Linked DNA regions of Homo sapiens: region 1 is linked to region 2. A link is an interaction called in ENCODE POLR2A ChIA-PET data of the cell type or tissue named here. Cell type or tissue: MCF 10A. All regions are shown on one strand. Links, peaks and the distances in the headings refer to the core of each region. The heading gives the core; the rest is flanking DNA. Region 1 overlaps ITSN1 (intersectin 1). Region 2 overlaps ITSN1 (intersectin 1).

Region 1 (4,394 bases), core at 84-4,083, 53 kb before region 2:
GAACTTAGCACAGTCTGGGGAAGCCCACACAACTTCACACGGAAGATCCTCGTGGCTGCTGGGTCCTGAGGGCTTGCTCCAGTCCAGTGGGGTCATGGGCTGAAATGTGTCCTCCCCAGTAATATGTGGAAGCCCTACCCCCTGGTACCTGTGAACGTTACCTTATTTGGAAATAGTCTTTTCATATATAATCAAATTAAGATAAAGTCATACTCAGGGTTGGGTCCTGACCCTATATGATCAGTGTCCTTATGAGAAGAAGACAGAGACAGACAGGCAGAACCTGGAGTGATGTGTTTCCAAACCAAGACACACCCCGAGCCCTCAGAGTGAGGCTGGCACCTGCCAGCATCTTCCATTTTAGACTTCCGGCCTCCAGGAATGTATGGCAATAAATTCTTATTGTTTTAAGTCCCCCCGTTTGTGGTCGTTTGTTAGGGCACCCTAGAAACTGATACAGGCGGCACACTCCTGCTTCATCAGAAACACGAAAATAATGTGAAAACAAAACACTCAATGACGATTGGCCAAAACTCTGGAGGGCTCACACCATGTCAGGTGGTGAACTGCATTTAATGCTCAAGTATTATACTAGAATTATCCCCATTTCACAGACGAGGACACCGAGGTTTACACAGGTTGACTGGCCCCAGGTCTCTCAGCTTGGAAGTGGTGAAGGCAAGAGCCAAACCCTGAGACTTGGGCTGCAGAGGCTGTGCTCTATCCCCGAGCTCCAGGAGGCCATGGGTTATCCATGTCGAGGTTGGTTTGTGGAGGATGAGGTGGCTGTGCTGAGGCTCTGATGGTCCTGGGGACCAGGCAGATGCAGGGTGCCTCCAGACAGCACTGGGCACACTCTCCTGGACAAAGCTGCTGCCTGGCCCCTGGGGCAGCTGAGCAGCATGCTTGCCACAGAGAGGGTAGTCCTTCCCACTGCAGAGAGCCTGGCACAAGACCATCATGGAGGCCAAGGCTGCCCGACGGGAAGGGCCACTCCACTGCCCTGAGATGGTGCCTGCACTGGAAGTGGGGCTCACTCATGACTCTGCCCACTTAGCTTGTTATTTGGGGTTTTGTTTGAACATTTGAGCCTCCTGCCCCAGACACACTGGAATGAGCAGGAGGGAGGCTTGGTTCTTGGGAGCATCCCATGTGCAGGCCTGGACCCACCTCTCTTTTTTATCAGAGGTTCTTTATTTAATCACAGAAGCCAGACTTGGAAGACAGACCCAGAGGTGTCCCGAATGTAGGTGGGAGAGTCCGGGCTGAATCCCCTTTACTTGTTCTTCCCATCCCTTCTGTTCCCCTCAAGGGGGCACAATGGAGCACAGTGCAAAACCCCCTGCTGGGGACCAGTGGTTGTCAAAGCGTGGTCCCCAGGCTGGCAGCATCAGCGTCACCTAGGAGCTTGCTAGAGATGCCCCGGCTGAAGTGACTCTGGAGTTGGGGGCTGGGTATCTGTGATGTAACAAGCTCTCCAGAGGATTGTTTTTTGGCGCACTAATGTTCAAGAAGCCTGCTCTGGCCTAGCAGGGGTTCCTCGAGTTTCCATCTTCTCTCAAGGGAGTTATCTGGGGTCATGACTGATCTAGCCTATATGCTGAAAGCTTCTGCAAATTGTATGATCCCTCTGGGCCAAATGATATCAGAGATTTCTTGGCAAATGCTTTGCTGCTTTAGAGGTTAACTCTCGGGTTGTGGTGCTTCCAGCCCTTGGTTTTGTCCGTTCTCTGGGCCAATTGTCCTTTCTGGATGCTGTAGCTTCTCTTGCTGGGACAGGAACAACCCAAGACCAGCAGGAGAATGCTGGGAAAGCAGCAGAAATGAGTCATCATTATATCAACACCCTCGACCTCACTCAGAGTCCCCTGCCCTGAGGTCAAGCAGAATTCTCCAGGGCTGCAAGGTGAGCTCGCACTTTTGCACAGGTCTGCAGATGTGTCTGAGCTTGAGCCCTCTGCTCAGCCACGGGTTTGGCCCAACTGTTCTTCCTGCCTCAGGGCATAGATTGTCTTTTATTAAAACAGCTGCACCAACAATGAACTCTCAGGAAGGAGGCAGGCCACGGGGCTCACTCATTCAGTTCAGCCAAGCTGCTGTGTGAGCTTGGGTTTGTGGCAAGCTGAGTGATGTCTCCGAGTTCTTTGACTTTTATTGGGAAGGTCACCCAAGAAACACTCGAGTTTGGGGGGAAACATATCTTGTTCCTGCCCTCTTTTTACCCCACTCTCCTGTGAGTGAGTGAAAGGGCCCGGGCCTCAGGCCATTTCTTGTTGAAGGGCTGAATGCAGCCCCTGCATTAGGCAACTTGGATGCCCTCTCACGGAAGCAGAGTCCCTGGAGCGTTCAGGATGGTCCCTTCTGCAGGGAGATTAGAATATTGACACAGAGTGGTAGCTCTAAAAGTCACTGCACAAACACGGTGCGGTGATGTTTGCAGCTACAGAAACATCAGGCCCGTAGTGGCCACTGGCTGGACCAGTTTTCTGAATGTCCCTTTAAGGATGCCCCACAGTTGCCTTGAAGAATCTGAGGGAAGTTATGGGTTCTTGCTGCAGCGAATACATGTGTACAATGCACACCTTTAGGGCACACTTTCATTGGGTTCACAGGCCCTTTTGAAGACTGTTCATAGATCTTATTCATTCACTGGGCAAATATTTACTGATGTCCTACTATGAGGCTAGGACTAACCACTCTGGGTGCTGGGGATTCAGGACAGAAGAGGAGAGACTCCTGCCCTCCAGGGCATAGCTAAGAACCTGGGGGACTGGTGGTCCTCAGCAGGCGGTGCTACTGCCCCACCCTCCGCTGAAGGTGGTGCTCTTCCCCACCATGTTGAGGTCAGTACTGTCCCCACTCCCCAAAGGCTGAGGTTTGCCCTGCATCCCACTCCAGTCCCAGGGCTGAGAGTGTGTTCTTGGTTGTCATAGTGGAATCTGGCAGGCTGGCCAGGGCTGCTAAATGACCCACAACATGCAGGACACAGAACTGCCCACCCCAAATGCCAATAGACGAGCACCCTGTTGAGAAACACTAGTGTTACTTGAAACTGACAACCCGACCAGAGTTCCAGTCTGCAGCATGGAGGTGCGAGGGACCAGCAGACACGCGTAGAATGATGAGGAATCGGAAAGAAGGACCTATGGGGAAAAGTCCTGGCTTGCTTTGGATTTCAGAAGCTCTTCTGAGTCTTCAAGTTTTACACGGTGCAGGTTGTGAAGAAGCTCAGAGCCAGAGCAACAGCAGAAGGTTCAGGGTAAATTTGGGCCATTTGTCCAAGAATCCCAGGAGCCTGGGGCCAGTTGGGGACAAGCTGGAGGGCTGCTGCGTGGCCTCCTGCTCCAGGTAGCGTTGGCCTCTGGTCCAAACACTTTGCAAGGCCCAAGTCAGAGCTGATGGAGCTTGGAGGTCAGGGGAAGCGCTGGGCAAGTCTGGGCTGCTTGCCCCCACCAAATTCCACCTCTCGCAGGTCCACCTACCACCCTGCCTGGAGACAGGGGGATGGCCCTGATGGCCACTGCAGAACACAATGAAAAGCAAAAGTTTTGTGGGGAGAGTCTTCTTTACATTATGTGCCAATGATGTTGGCTTGGAATCATCTTTTTAGCCATCAAATTGACCCATGGGAGGCTGCTTTAAAACTTGCTGGTGAATGCCAGACCAAGAGAACCATTAAAGATTTGAAATAGGCATTTTGAACTCAAAAATATTCTTCCTTTGAAAATTTAATATTTAGAAAAACAAGTGAGTTTAAAAACTCCATTATTCAAAGTAGGGTAAATGGAAAAGACATTTCAAATAAAAGCGTTTTCTTTAGGGGTGGAGGGACGTGGCCTTTTCCTCTTTTGGGTCCTAGGATAAACATGGTTTCTGGCCCCCTTTCCCAGGGAAAAACGAGAGGAGAAAACACATCAAATGGTTTTCCATGAACATCTTGGTGTGACAGAAGGATTCTCAAAACTAACTGAAATCCACACACAGCTGAAATAATATTGCAAATGACTCCAGGCGGTTACAAATGATCCCCTATTATAGCCCACATAAAATTCCTAATCTGTGTGCCGTCCCTTAGATGTTGCCTAGTTAGACACATTTACGAAATGGAGAGAGATGTGATGGCCTTCTGGAAGGATTTTTTGAGTCTAGGCCCTGGAGAAAATCACGGGGAAAAAAAAACCTTACCAATAAAAGGTCATCTTGCTTCCCTCAACTGATATTTGTATGAACAGCATCATTTCAAGAACTTGTTTTATTACAAAAGTAATACATAAACACATGCTGATTATTAAAATTTCAAGGGCTACAGAGCATTCAGGGTAAAAAGTGCACCTCACCCATCTCCACACCTCCAATTATTCTACCTTTCCCAATGAGAAGCAGAATTTTGAAAA
Region 2 (4,394 bases), core at 260-4,259:
GGATTTTTCAACCTAGGGAGACTGACAGTAATGTTGTACTACATGTCTCATGCTCATCATTTGTTAACTGCAAAATTCATGAAATTAAAAAAATACAAACCTGTTGCTATTAGATGTCAATATCTATCTTTTTGCATTGACTGTTATCCTCACAAAGATAACACAGCTGAATGGCACCTGGAGTATCACAATGCATTTTGTAGTACAAAATCGAAACACTGCTGTCCCTTCTGCAAGCCAACGAATTATGCCTAGTAGTACATTCTACATTTCATTACATATTTGGGAGGTCTGAGATATAATAAACATTATTACAGTCCTGAGTAGATACTCTCTAATATACTTGTCCTTGAATTTATTTTGTTTTATTAAAAATTACAAATTAGATACATTTATAAAAATGAAAATAACATAGAAGTCTATAAAATTCAACACGAAAGCCCCTTCTTTACTGCCCAGTGGTAACCATTGTTAACAGTTTGATATATATATTTCAAAACTGTTAACTATACATAAACACATGAATACATATATAGTTTTATTTCGAACCAAAATGCAATTATGCTGCACATATTCTGCTTTTTTGATGGAAATCTTATGTGTATATGTGATCTACATAAGTTTTAATCTTCATTGTATTTTTTAGCTGTATCATAATTTATTTAAGCCATCCCTTTACTGATGGACATTGGGCTGTTTATTTGCTTTTACCAACACCACTGCAGTGAACATCCATGTACACACATATTTGTGCATGTGCCCAAAAGAGGAAGGAGAAGAATGAGAGGAAGGAGAAAAATAGAATTTCTGGGGCAGAGGGAACGAGAATTTTAAATCTAAACAGGCACTGCCAAATTGCCTTCCAAATCGCTTAACCAATTTATACAACCATGCTAACAATGTATATTATATCCACTGTCCTATACTCTTGACAAAGCTGGATATTACCAGACTTTTAAACTTGCTCATTTGACAGAGGAACAATGCTATTTTGTTTTATAACTTGCATTTTTCTGATCACCCAAGAAGCTAAGCATCTTTTCATGTATTTTTTAAATAACTGACTTTTTACTTCATCTGTGAATGTCCCTTCCCACCCTCTGCCAATTGTTTAAGGCTTGTGGGTGTCTTTCAAAGTGAACTGTTCGGAATCTTTATGTAACAGGGGTAACCCTTTATGTAACCCTTGGTCTCATATATTTTGAAACATAGACATTTTAATTTTTGCATATTGTTGACTGTCCATTTTTGCCTCTTAACGACTTCTGGTTTTTATAGCTTCAAAAGGCCTTTCTTAGCCAGAAAATTATTCCAATAGTCTGCTTAAAAAAATTTTTTTCCCAGAATTTTATCTTTTATGTTTAATCTACTTGGAACTCCTTTTTGTCTATGGCCTGAGATGGAGACTTGACCTAATCCCTTGCCAAACACAGAGCATTCAAGTTAGTCCTTAAAAGGAATCTAACAAAAAGAAACCCAGTACACAAACTGAGAAGACTTACGACTTACTTTTTTTTTAAAAAGCACAACCTACTACACAGACTCAAACACATTTTTACTGCCGCAACAACACCCAGAGATACGTGTACTTACACAGAATTCAAGTGACTTAAAAGGACAAAACATTGAATAAGATGCAGACTTCCTGACAGTTAGGCAACACTTACCCATTCCCCTTTAACCTCCACCAGGAAAGCAAAGGTTTGAAAGCAAGGCAAAATATATGTTTAATGACATGCTTTATTCTTACAGCATATCTAAACTCTACGCATCTCATCAAGCTGGTGGTTAACTAGCCAATTCGAGGAAAAGGTTTCAACAGGCCTAGGATTACAAGTGAAGCCCAGATATGTTCCCGAAAAAGAGCAACACTTTCTCATTAAGATACAGATCACCTGCAACATTTCCTCATCATCACATTTCATAACATTCCCTTACTTTAGGATGAGAGCGAGCTGCTTCTCTGCACCTTGTGTTGCAACAAAATCCAGTTTCAAAAATATTAGGCTGGTTTGTTTAACATTAAAAAAAAAATTGTAATGAGGTCCTCACTGATGTGACATTGTATTTTCAGAAATTTTAGATTCCTATTATATGGTGTTTACATATTTTACAATTAATCTGCTTTACAGGATACACTACTTCAAATATGAGGCAGTATGAGTAAAGTAGCTTCAGGCTATCAGAAACCACGGTGTAGGAAACAGCAGGTGGTGAAGTCAGAGGAAAGCTGACAGAAACACACCCCGCTGGCTCAAGTTACCATTTGTGTGTACAGAGTGGCATGCCCAAACCAACAGTTCTTTCTGTAAAGGATGAGTAAGGCTGGCACCCAGCATGTTTCAGTCAATAACTGTGTGCTGAATGAAGCCATGGAGTATACTTGAAGAGGTTTTTGCTACTGTTAAGGTGATTTTAACTTTTAAAGATCTGGAGCCTGGGCAACATAGGGAGACTCTGTCTCTACAAAATGTAAAAAAATAAAAATTAGCTCGGTGTGGTGGCACACGCCTCTGAGCTACTCAGGAGGCTGAGGCAGGAGGATCACTTGAGCCTGGGAGGTGGAAACTGCAGTGAGCCAAGATCATGCCACTGCACTCTGGCCTAGGTGACAGAGTGAGACCCTGTCTCAAAAAAAAGAAAAAATAATTTGGGATGTTTGGCCTTGCTTCTTCTAGCCCATGGTAATTACAGAGAAAGCAGCTATTAGGAAAAAAGGGGACACAGGAATTCATTTCTCTAAGTGCCAAACATATTGTTATTTCTAGGTATTTTAGCCTATTAAAGATCCACAGATATGATGTGTATATGGCAAGATGAATGCATGAGTAATAGTAAAATCACCTGTACACCACCCTTTATACTTCAAAGACATACAGTCCTTGGGTAAGAAACATGTTTGTTTCAATTGTTAACTTTCACAGTTCTTTACAAATTCTAGGCCAGGCATGGTGGCTCATGCCTGTAATTTCAGCACTTTGGGAGGCTGACCTGGGAGGATCGTTTGAGCCCAGGCAATTCAAGACCAGCCTGGGCAACACGGAGAAACCCTATCTCTATAAAAATTACAAAAATTAGCTGGGCATGGTGGTGCACGCCTGTGGTTCCAGCTAGTTGGGAGGATGAGGTGGGAGAATCGCTTTGCTTGAGCCCGGGAGGCAGAGGTTGCAGGGAGGCAGAGGTTGCAGGGAGGCAGAGGTTGCAGGGAGGCAGAGGTTGCAGTGAGCCAATATCACACCACTGCACTCCAGCCTGGGCAACAGAGTGAGAACTTGTGTCAACCACAACAAAAAAAAAATCTAAATTATCTTTAAAAAAAAAAAAAATGTTAAGAGTAATGCAGAGTTGACTACTTCTAAGACTCTAAAGAGAGTAACTAGAACAAGGAACTACTATTTTCTTTTAGAAAATGATTTAGATCAACCATGTCTGATTTTCTTTCTTAAACTGGTTCCTATAGTTTTAGTCACATCATAAAATGATTATTAGTTCAAGGAAAGAAACAATAACAAAGCAAAATTCTAAACTATTTTCTGTTACAAAGTAGGAAAGCAGATTAACTGTATAATTCATTACTCTTTTTACATAATTAAAAGTTCACATAATTAAAGGGAAAAAAGATGCTTTGATGCAAAGATACAAAAGTTATTGCAATTATGAGAATGATTTGATAGAGTGTTTTGCACTTATAACTATTTCTTAAAGACTCCTGGCCTCCTTCCACCTTGGAGGATCCTTTTGTGTGTGTATATATATGTGTACATATATACACACACGCACACTAGTATATATTATACATACACATATATATACACACGCACACTAGTATATATATTGTCTATACATCATATATAAAATATATGTATTACATATATATGTATACTCATAGTATATAAGTAGTAATCTAAACTCTGAAATTATCAGACATTTATAGATTTAAAAATAAGAACACACTGTCTTTATCAACTCAATTTTAAAATGATGTTAGGATACATTTTTTTAAATGCCATCTTTCATTTTAATAGAAAAGAAAGAAGATTGAGCTTATACTTTAAAAATCTAGATGCTGGATTATTGGGTTTCATACTCACTGACAATCTCACAATTGTTGAATAAAGTGAAAAAAAGAGGACAGAGGCTAATCTTCAACAGAAATGACCCTCTCACTGGAGTCTTTCTTACCATGACTATGTCTCCTGGCTGGATAGTGATTTCATCATGGCTTCTGGATTCAAAGGGGTACAGTGCCCGGTAATACACCACTTTTACATTTTCCTGTGCAGAAATGGTAAGTGGACCTTTTTCTGTTTACAAAAAAAGGTGGGGGGGACAAAAATAAATAATTACAGAGAACACAAATGTATGACAACAAGCCAAACAACTAACCTCTCCTC

What was found. Peaks named below come from ENCODE experiments on the same cell type or tissue, not always from the same donor. Only the 100,000 strongest peaks of a DNase experiment are listed, where the experiment ranks them.
Region 1: POLR2A ChIA-PET joins it to region 2 with 7 read pairs; 5 of 35 experiments call an interaction of 5 or more read pairs at or near these places.

The regions. Positions count from the first base shown.
Region 1 is chr21:33,852,319-33,856,712 of GRCh38, reverse strand. All of the region lies in intron 29 of ITSN1 (intersectin 1), which reads right to left. Among named protein-coding and RNA genes, the nearest start is that of ATP5PO, 61 kb to the left of the region's middle. In MCF 10A, for the core only: no CTCF peak of the experiment used is centred there; a DNase peak (open chromatin) is centred at 1,912.
Region 2 is chr21:33,799,718-33,804,111 of GRCh38, reverse strand. ITSN1 (intersectin 1) reads right to left here. Exons shown (of 40, transcript NM_003024.3): 19 at 4,183-4,304; 20 at 1,668-1,682. Among named protein-coding and RNA genes, the nearest start is that of ATP5PO, 110 kb to the left of the region's middle. RefSeq lists an enhancer at 1,949-2,450. In MCF 10A, for the core only: no CTCF peak of the experiment used is centred there; DNase peaks (open chromatin) are centred at 1,881 and 2,251.